Linked DNA regions of Homo sapiens: regions 2 and 3 are each linked to region 1. Evidence: chromatin contacts called from ENCODE Hi-C data. All regions are on one chromosome and are shown on one strand. Each heading gives the region's core, a stretch centred on a gene start or an enhancer-like site at or near the end of the contact. The rest is flanking DNA. Distances are from core to core; before and after follow the strand shown.

Region 1 (2,700 bases), core at 131-2,630:
GTATGTATGTATATATATGTATGCATATATATAAAATCTCCTACTCTGGTCATCTGGTGGAACCCTAATACCACTGCTGACTGTATAAGACATTATTACCTAATTTGTGCTGCTAGAAAACAGAAAAGAAAATAACTGCAGATAAAACAAAATCAATAATTTTTTGTTGCTCCAGTTCAGCTGTGATATTGCCTAATCTATCTTAATGACTCTCCAGTGTAAGGCAGAAAGGGGTAGTGAGAGTCATGAATAAAGAAAGAAAACTCAGCAAAACTTAAATTCAGCCTTATCACTGTGGATCAGACTTTTTTTTTTTTTTTTTGGACAGAATCTGTTCTCAGAGCAAAAATGAGATTTTTCGAGGAAATGTCTCCATTAGCCTAACTCTAGGGCTCTTTTCCTGGGTCCCACTGTTGCTGGCTGTGACAGCACCCTTCACCTTGCAGTGATGTTGGTAAATAGTGTATTTACGTATTTTCAGAGTAGAGCTTCTAGAGCTTACATCAGATTTTCCAACGGGTTTGTAGCACCAAAACGATAAAAAGCTGTAAATGGGCCAGGCACGGTGGCTCACACCTGTAATCCCAGCACTTTGGGAGGCTGAGGCTGGCGGATCACCTGAGGTGGGGAGTTCGAGACCAGCATGACCAACATGGAGAAACCACGTTTCTACTGAAAATGCAAAGTTAGCCGGGCATGCTGGTGCATGCCTGTAATCCCAGCTACTGGGAAGGCTGAGACAGGAGAGTCGCTTGAACTCGGGAGGCGGAGGTCGCGGTGAGCCGCGATCGCGTCGTTGCACTCCAGCCTGGGCAGCAAGAGAGAAACTCGAAACTCCGTCTCACAAAAAAAAAAAAAAAAGGCTGTAAAGGATCCACCTCCAGGTAAACATTTACTCTTCCATGTCACCTGCTGTGTACATTGTCTCTCTAACCCTCACAATAATCATATGAAGTAGGTATTAGTATCCCATTTCACAGATGAGAAAACTGAAGCTTAGAAAAATGAAGTCATTTGTCCCCGTCTGGATTCGAACCGAGATCTGACACCAAAGCTCATGCTGAGGGGAGTTAAGGAGGTTTGTTCAGTCCCTAGGCACGGCAATCAGGAAACTCTCTGCACTTGCGGTGGTGGTCTGGCGAGCCCCAGGTGGGGACTGGCCTCTGCTCCCTCGCCTGGGGAGGAGACAAAGTGGGAGTGGTCCCCAAGTTTTGCGTGAAGTGGGGTGGGGTGGCGTGTCTTAGCCTACGGGGCACCAGCCTTCTAGTGTGCCCCTGCCCAACGGGAGGGAGGAGGGAGCGGGGAGCCCCGGCGAGGGAGGAGAGGGCGGGCCCTGAGAGGAGTTTGAAAAGAGGAAGGAAGTGGGGCCCTGCGGCGCCCAGCCACCCCCTGACGGCTTCCCCACGGGAGGACGCGAGGCCCCGGCCCAGCCATGGCCCCCTGGCGCAAAGCTGACAAGGAGCGGCACGGCGTGGGTAGGTGCGGGCCCCAGGGCGCGGCAGGGAGCGGGACAGGTGGCGGGAGAGCCGCGAGCAGGAGGATGCTGCGGGGCCGGCGGCGCGGGGTGGGCAGGGCGCGCTGCCTGCAGGTCAGAGGGCGCAGCCTGCGGCGGGGCCTCGGGGCGGGAAAGCCGAGGCTCGGGGAGAGGACGGCGGGACCCCACCCCGCAGGCTAAGCACAGCCCTCGCCCTCTCGCCTGCTGAGGGAACCTTAGACATTTCCGAGATAGGGTCAAGACCTGCGCTTGACAACTCAGTTCTTCGCGCCAAACTCGGCGTCCCCAGGAGTGCCCCAGCTCGCCGCGTGGGAGACTTGGCCTTGTAGAGGGAGCTCCACTCTCCCCTGGCTCAGCCTTGGCCTGCCCACCATGCATACTTCCACCCCCTCCAAAGCGACACCCATTTGCCTGCTTCCCCTGTCTGTTCCTCCTGGGTCAGATGACTCCTGATTTGGCAGGGCATCCAGAGGGCAGCTCAAGCTTGGGGGAATGGGGCTGGACGGTGGGGTTCTCTACTCAGCCCCCCAGAGCCTCTGGGGAAAAAGGCTCCCGCCAGGTGGTCTTAGGGTAACCAAGAAGCTAGCTTCGTCAGCCTCAGCCATCTAAACTCCCAGAAGCCTCTGCCTGGAGCTCAGGGGCGGAAGTGGTGGCTGGGGGAAGGGAGGCCTCAGGTGCTGCTACTCTAAGTGTCATCCGTGGTGCAATCTCCATGGACTCACTGTGGTTTTTAAACTTAAATATCAAATAAAAAGTCACTCTGGAGCTTCCTACACAGGCGGATACCAGACACCATCTCAGAGATAAATATTTCGCAGGTGAGGCATTGGAAGACCCAAACACCCAGAGGGATTTGATGCAGGGGGTCCCCAGGCCACTGTTTGGGAAACACTGCCCTGGAGAGATCAGCAGTTATCCACTCAATTACTGGGTACCGGGCACTGTGGGGTCATTTTGATATAAATGGTCCCCATCCAGAGAACAAATAATAATTCATATCTCAAGGGGCAGTTACAAAGTAAGGAAGGATACAGCTTCTGCCCTTGAGGAGTTATGTGTAAGGCTAGAGGCTTGGACTGGGAAGTCAGAACTGAGTTCAAATCAGGGTCTGTTTCCTCGTCTATAAAGTGGAAGTAATAATAATGCAGGTCTCATGAGACTCTTGTGAGGATTGAATGGGGTTATGCATGGAAAGCATTTAGTAG
Region 2 (2,700 bases), core at 175-2,674, 640 kb after region 1:
AACGGCTCATGATCTCTATTTCTTCTGCTTAATGACCATCTCGAAGTAACAAGTTTAGCCTAAAATAAACTTGCTAAGTTAGCAAAGGAAGTCCTTAGCAGCCACCATTTCTCGATTCCTCCATCACCTCCCCTGCCCCTCAACTCCCTCATTTCTCCCAAGATATGGGCTCCAGGCTGGGCGCGGTGGCTCACGCCTATAATCCTAGCACTTTGGGAGGCTGAGGTGAGCAGATCACTGAGGTCAGGAGTTCGAGACCAGCCTGGCCAACATGGTGAAACCCCGTCTCTACTAAAACTACAAAAATTAGTCAGGCATGGTGCACGCCTGTAATCCCAGCTACTCAGGAGGCTGAGGCAGGAGAACCACTTGAACCTGGGAGTCAGAGGTTGCAGTGAGCTGAGATCACGCCACTGCACTCCAGCCTGGGGACAGGAGCAAAACTTCGTCTCAAAAAAAAAAAAAAAAAAAAGAAAGAAATGGTATCCAAACCTCCTACCTCATTAGAGCAATGGGATAAACAAATTTTGATAAACACACTGGTACTTAAGAGGAAAGAGAAGGAGGAAGGGGAGGGAAAGGTTTACTCTCTGTAATAATATTGTTGACAACTCCAGGCTTTTGTGACTGGGCAGAGAGAGCGAGGCTTTAAGAGCAGCAGCGGGGGCTTCCTAGTTGCCTCCTGACCATGCCGTCAGAATGCTTGTGACATGGTTCTTTTTGGTTCCCTTAAGTGGTTGTTTCAAGAAGACGATGGGCATGTGGGATAAAAGGACTCCTACAGAGCTGGCAAGGGAGCCCCGTTAGTGTCCTGTGTCCTGGCCGTGTCAGGTGGTGCTGGCTGCAGCAGCCACTCCCATTCTGTCACCTGTTTATTCAACAATGTGCACTGAGGGCCTTCTAAGTGCTGGGAACTTAGAAGTGCTCAAGGTGCATCAATGAGCAAAACAAAGATCCCTGCTAGTGGAGAGGAAACTTTAAGGAGGTGAAATGTGCTGCATATGCACCATGCACATGCAGAGTGGGGGGCTGGGGAGGGGGATGGGAGTGCAGGGGGGGGCTGGGGGGGATGGGAGTGCAGGGGTGGGGGCTGGCGAGGGGGATGGGAGTGCAGGGGTTGGGGGCGGGGGGGATGGGAGTGCAGGGGTGGGGGGCTGGGGGGATGGGAGTGCAGGGGTGGGGGGCTGGTGAGGGGGATGGGAGTGCAGGGGTGGGGGGCTGGGGGGGATGGGAGTGCAGGGGTGGGATGCGGTTGCCATTTAAAATGATCAGGCCTCACTGAAGAGGTGACATTTCAGTAATGACTTGAGCGAGGTGGGACTGAGGCTCACCTCAACGCCCTCCTCCTACAGAGTTTGACAGGGCTCTGACCAGCTCACAAGGCTGCTTTGGATCTTGAAAGAACCTCCTGCTCTCTGCGGTGTTGCCTCTCACCAGTATCTCTAGCAGCCAGGCTGGAGGCTGCCGGGGCTCGAATTGGGTGAGGAAGGAAATGTCAAACCGCAGGCCTCAGCAGAGGAGCAGCAAAGAGCTGAGTGGGGGCAGAACAGGTCCTGGCAGTTGGCTTGCAGCAAAGTGTGGGCTCCCAGGGTCCTCCTGCTTTAAGGGGCTACAGAAAGCACCTTCCAAGCCTGTGGGACCACTGCCAGGGTCTGGTGGACGGTGCAACAGTGATGGTGGGCATAGCAGGGAGGTGGTTGCTATGGCTATTGCTAGGTGCAAACCTTCAAATTACACCCTACCCCCAGAGGACCAAGTGACAGTGAGTGGAGGGAGGTGACTCATTCTCCCTTCACCCCATAAACCCCTGGCCTCGCTCAGGACCAGAGCAAGAAGTGATGGGGGCTGGGCAGCCATAGACAGCAGTCCTCTCTGCTTGCCTTTGTTTAAGGGACTAGCTGGCCCTGGAAATGGGCTGAACCTCCCCACAGGAAGCCAGGCCCGTGTAGGAAGGCAGCATTCTACAATGACCTAGGTTCCAGCCCAGCTGCATCCCTAACTTACAGCATGGTGGGGGCCAGTCTTCATCTTCTCAGTCTAAGGTCTCTCCTGGTAATGTACAAGGTACAGGGCCTGCAGGCACAGACAGTCTAACTACAATGTCTGGCCCCAAGGGTGGCGCCCACTGTGTGATCTCAGACAAGGCAGCTGCCCTCACTTGGCCCCAGATTCCTTATCAGCACAATACAGGGGTTAAACCTGATTAGGGAATCCCTGATGGGCCTGATCATCATGATTACTTAGCTGTACCTGTTGCAAACACTGATCACCAGGCCCAGCCTAGACCTACCTGAACGGACTCTCTGAGGAGAAGCCTGAGGCTCAGTGACATCAACCGGCCCCCACGTGATTTTTATTATCATCCAAAAAGCTTGTGAAATAAATCCTGCTATTCTTGACACTGATGAAATTGTTTGTTTGTTTGCTTGTTTTAAAAAAGGAGGAGAAGGAAAGGCAGGAGAAGGAACTTTGTGATTATGAAGGGAGTGAAACAGGAGAGTGGGGGTATGCGGGGCCTTAGCTGGCCTCTGATGTAGCCCTTTAATTCTCCCCACACTTGAACAACAGTGAAGGAAGCCCTACTAGTGGGTCTAGAAATCAACTTTGCTGATGACACAAGAGGAAAGAAACTATACAAGAAAAGAAGGCTGCCAGGCAGGTGGAAAAGGAGGGAGAGAGAGAGGGGGGAAGGGAAGGGAA
Region 3 (2,700 bases), core at 113-2,612, 960 kb before region 1:
CCTCCCACATGGCTTCCATGCAGGCTGATGGGGCCTCCTCCTCCCCAGGGCTTCCTCGCTGCTCAGCCTGAGAAAATGATTCTGAGGCACAGGTCATGTCTCAGCTCAAACACCACCTCCTCCTCCAAGGTCCTCCAAGCAAAAATATTTGCTCCTGGTGGGCACAGTGGCTCACACCTGTAATCCCAGCACTTTGCGAGGCCAAGGTGGGCAGACTGCTTCAGCCCAGGAGTTCAAGACCAGCCTGAGCAACATGATGAAACCCTGTCTCTTCCAGAAAAAAACAAAAATTAGACGTTGTGATGCACACCTGCAGTCCCAGCTACTCAGGAGGCTGAGGTAGGAGGATCACTTGAGGCTGGGAGGTGGAGGTTGCAGGGAGCTGTGATCATGCCACAGCACTCCAACCTGGGTGACACAGTGAGACACTGTCTCCAAGAAAACCCAAAAAACAAAAAAACTTTGCTTCATCATTGGTGTTCCTGTAGCATGACACCAGTGTCTCCAGTGAGAATGATTTGATTTTGCTGTGGAACCACTGCTTGTTGATATGTGTGTCTTCCTCCCTGGACTGTGTTTGTTTAGCTCTGTGGCCCCTGCACCTAGCCCAGGGTCTGGCCCAAACATGGGGCCTGGTAGATGTGGAATGAGTGAGAGTGTACTAATGGCAACAGAAACAGGGCTGCCTCAGGGAAAAGTGTTTGGAAGCAAAATCATTTTAATCTGGAATTGCTAGAGCCTTGGGCCCCTGAGGATTGGAAACTGAATGAAGGGTACTAAAGATCTGTTACAGGCTCAGCATGAAGATCTAGGCCAGGAGTGCCAGGGCATCCTTAGCTTGGTTTCCCTGTGGCTAAGACAGAGCCTGGTGTCTCTCCAGGGCCACCTACCTGCTCAAACTCAGGGCTCCCTGACAGCAGCTTCTGGACAGCAATTCTCTGACTTTCCATTTCATAACTCAGCACAGTGCTGCGACACTCCTACCACCCACACCAGCCTTCTACCAAATCACCAGCCCTGACAGCTAACGTCAGCAGAGGGCAAAGGCTGGGCTCTGTTTGGGAAGGCCCCCAGCTCAGGGCAGGGCTCAGCTGCTTCTGGAAGCCTGGCTTTCACCTTCTGTCCTTGACATGTCTGCGTAAAGGCTTAATCTGCCAAGCACTTCCTCCAGTGTTATTTCAACCCTCAGTGACTGCCCTAAGAGGTACATCCTGCTATTGCTCACATTACATGGGAAGGGGGAGGGGGAAAAACTGAGGCACAAAGAGGCTGAATCACTTGTTCACATCTGGATTTATGTGATAGCAAATGCTTCACAGGCTGCCCTGGCCCTGCCTCCTTGGCTCTCTGTCCTCTCCACTTGGCCAGGACCTGTGGCTCCAGGGACACAGATGTTAGGCGGCCCAGGCTCTAGGGAGACCACCAGGGTGAGCTCTTTCTTCTGGTGTCCACTGTGCCCAACTGTCCTAACCTGCCTGGTCTTTATCCACCTTCCACTGGGAGCCTCTTGCTCTGGTCAACACCCTTTTCTTTGCTCCTCATCTGTCTTTGCTGACCTCCCAGCATGCCTTGCCCACCTGTTCTCTCTGCTCTCACAAGTTCTTCCCTTTCTTCAAGGCCCAACTCAGACTGCTCTTTCTGCAGGAAGTTTTCCTTTGGAAACTGGTGTTTCCTAGACTTGTGCATTAGAATTACCTGGAAGGATCTCTGAAGCACAGGTGTGTTGGGGCCAACCCCTAGGGTTTTGGATTCAGTAGTTCTGGGGTAGAGTCTGAAAATGTGTATTTCTATCATGTCTGTAGGTGATGCTGGTGCTGCTGCCTTGGGGACCACGCTTTGAGAACCACTGGTTTTAACCAATGGCTTTCAAATTGGGTTTGTTGGATGATTTATCAGGGGCCTTGACAACAGTGTGTGTGGAGGGGGGATCTTTGCTTCAACACTGCAGGGCGGTTTTGCTTCTAAGTATTTACAATTCTTAAGTTTAATATAAGATTTTAATGGAAGAAAAGATTTAGTTAGCAGGGGGAAGAAAGTCTGAAAGTTGCAGCTCTTCACCAATCCCTATGAAATGTGCTCTTGCCTCTGAGGGGACAGTGTGGCCTCTCTTTTGTACTGTGGTTTCCCTAAGGTTTGGCTCTCCTTCTACTGGTAGTTTGACATGATTTTAGGTGTAACACAGACATTTTTAACTTTTAGTAGTCATTTTTATTACTATTATAAAAATATTTATAACTAAATTTTTATTTTAATATTTAGCATTTATTTTACTGAGAAGCTGAAAAAAATCTAACATATCCAACTAACATATCTGTGATTCCCCAGATGTTCATTCCTTAAGGAGCAGCTATATGCAAAAAGTGAGCGGTTGGCTGGGTGCTGTGGCTCACACCTGTAATCCCAGCACTTTGGGAGGCTGAGGTGGGTGGAACACCTGAGGTCAGGAGTTCGAGAGCAGCCTGGCCAACATGGTGAAATCCCATCTCTACTAAAAATACAAAAATTAGCCAGGCATGGTGGCATGAACCTGTAATTAATCCTAGTTACTAGGGAGGCTGAGGCGGGAGAATTGCTTGAATCTGGGAGACAGAGGTTGCAGTGAGCCGAGATTGCTCCATTGCACTCCAGCCTGGGCAAGAGAACAAAACTCCATCTCAAAAAAAAAAAAAAAAGAAAAGAAAGTGAGCAGTTGAAAGTTGC

Evidence for each region. A loop is a pair of places that touch in the nucleus more often than their neighbours do. Pooled maps may share reads with other maps.
Region 2: a loop to region 1 is called in a pooled map, with 4 times the contacts of the local background. The contact joins the enhancer-like site here to the promoter of DOCK2 in region 1. A Hi-C loop is called at or near these places in 7 of 50 pooled maps.
Region 3: a pooled map shows a loop between it and region 1 (8-fold over the local background). The contact joins the enhancer-like site here to the promoter of DOCK2 in region 1. A Hi-C loop is called at or near these places in 4 of 50 pooled maps.

The regions. Positions count from the first base shown.
Region 1 is chr5:169,635,895-169,638,594 of GRCh38, forward strand. It overlaps DOCK2 (dedicator of cytokinesis 2), which reads left to right and starts at 1,381. Exons shown (of 52, transcript NM_004946.3): 1 at 1,381-1,475. The coding sequence starts at 1,433. RefSeq lists silencers at 1,249-1,728, 1,759-1,818 and an enhancer at 2,079-2,178.
Region 2 is chr5:170,277,292-170,279,991 of GRCh38, forward strand. All of the region lies in intron 3 of LCP2 (lymphocyte cytosolic protein 2), which reads right to left. Among named protein-coding and RNA genes, the nearest start is that of LCP2, 19 kb to the right of the region's middle. Within about 2 kb of position 1,425, at least 19 of the 41 ENCODE cell types and tissues checked have a DNase peak (open chromatin) inside an H3K27ac peak, as active enhancers do.
Region 3 is chr5:168,680,714-168,683,413 of GRCh38, forward strand. The region is part of intron 32 of SLIT3 (slit guidance ligand 3); the gene reads right to left. Among named protein-coding and RNA genes, the nearest start is that of SLIT3-AS2, 25 kb to the right of the region's middle. Within about 2 kb of position 1,363, at least 9 of the 41 ENCODE cell types and tissues checked have a DNase peak (open chromatin) inside an H3K27ac peak, as active enhancers do.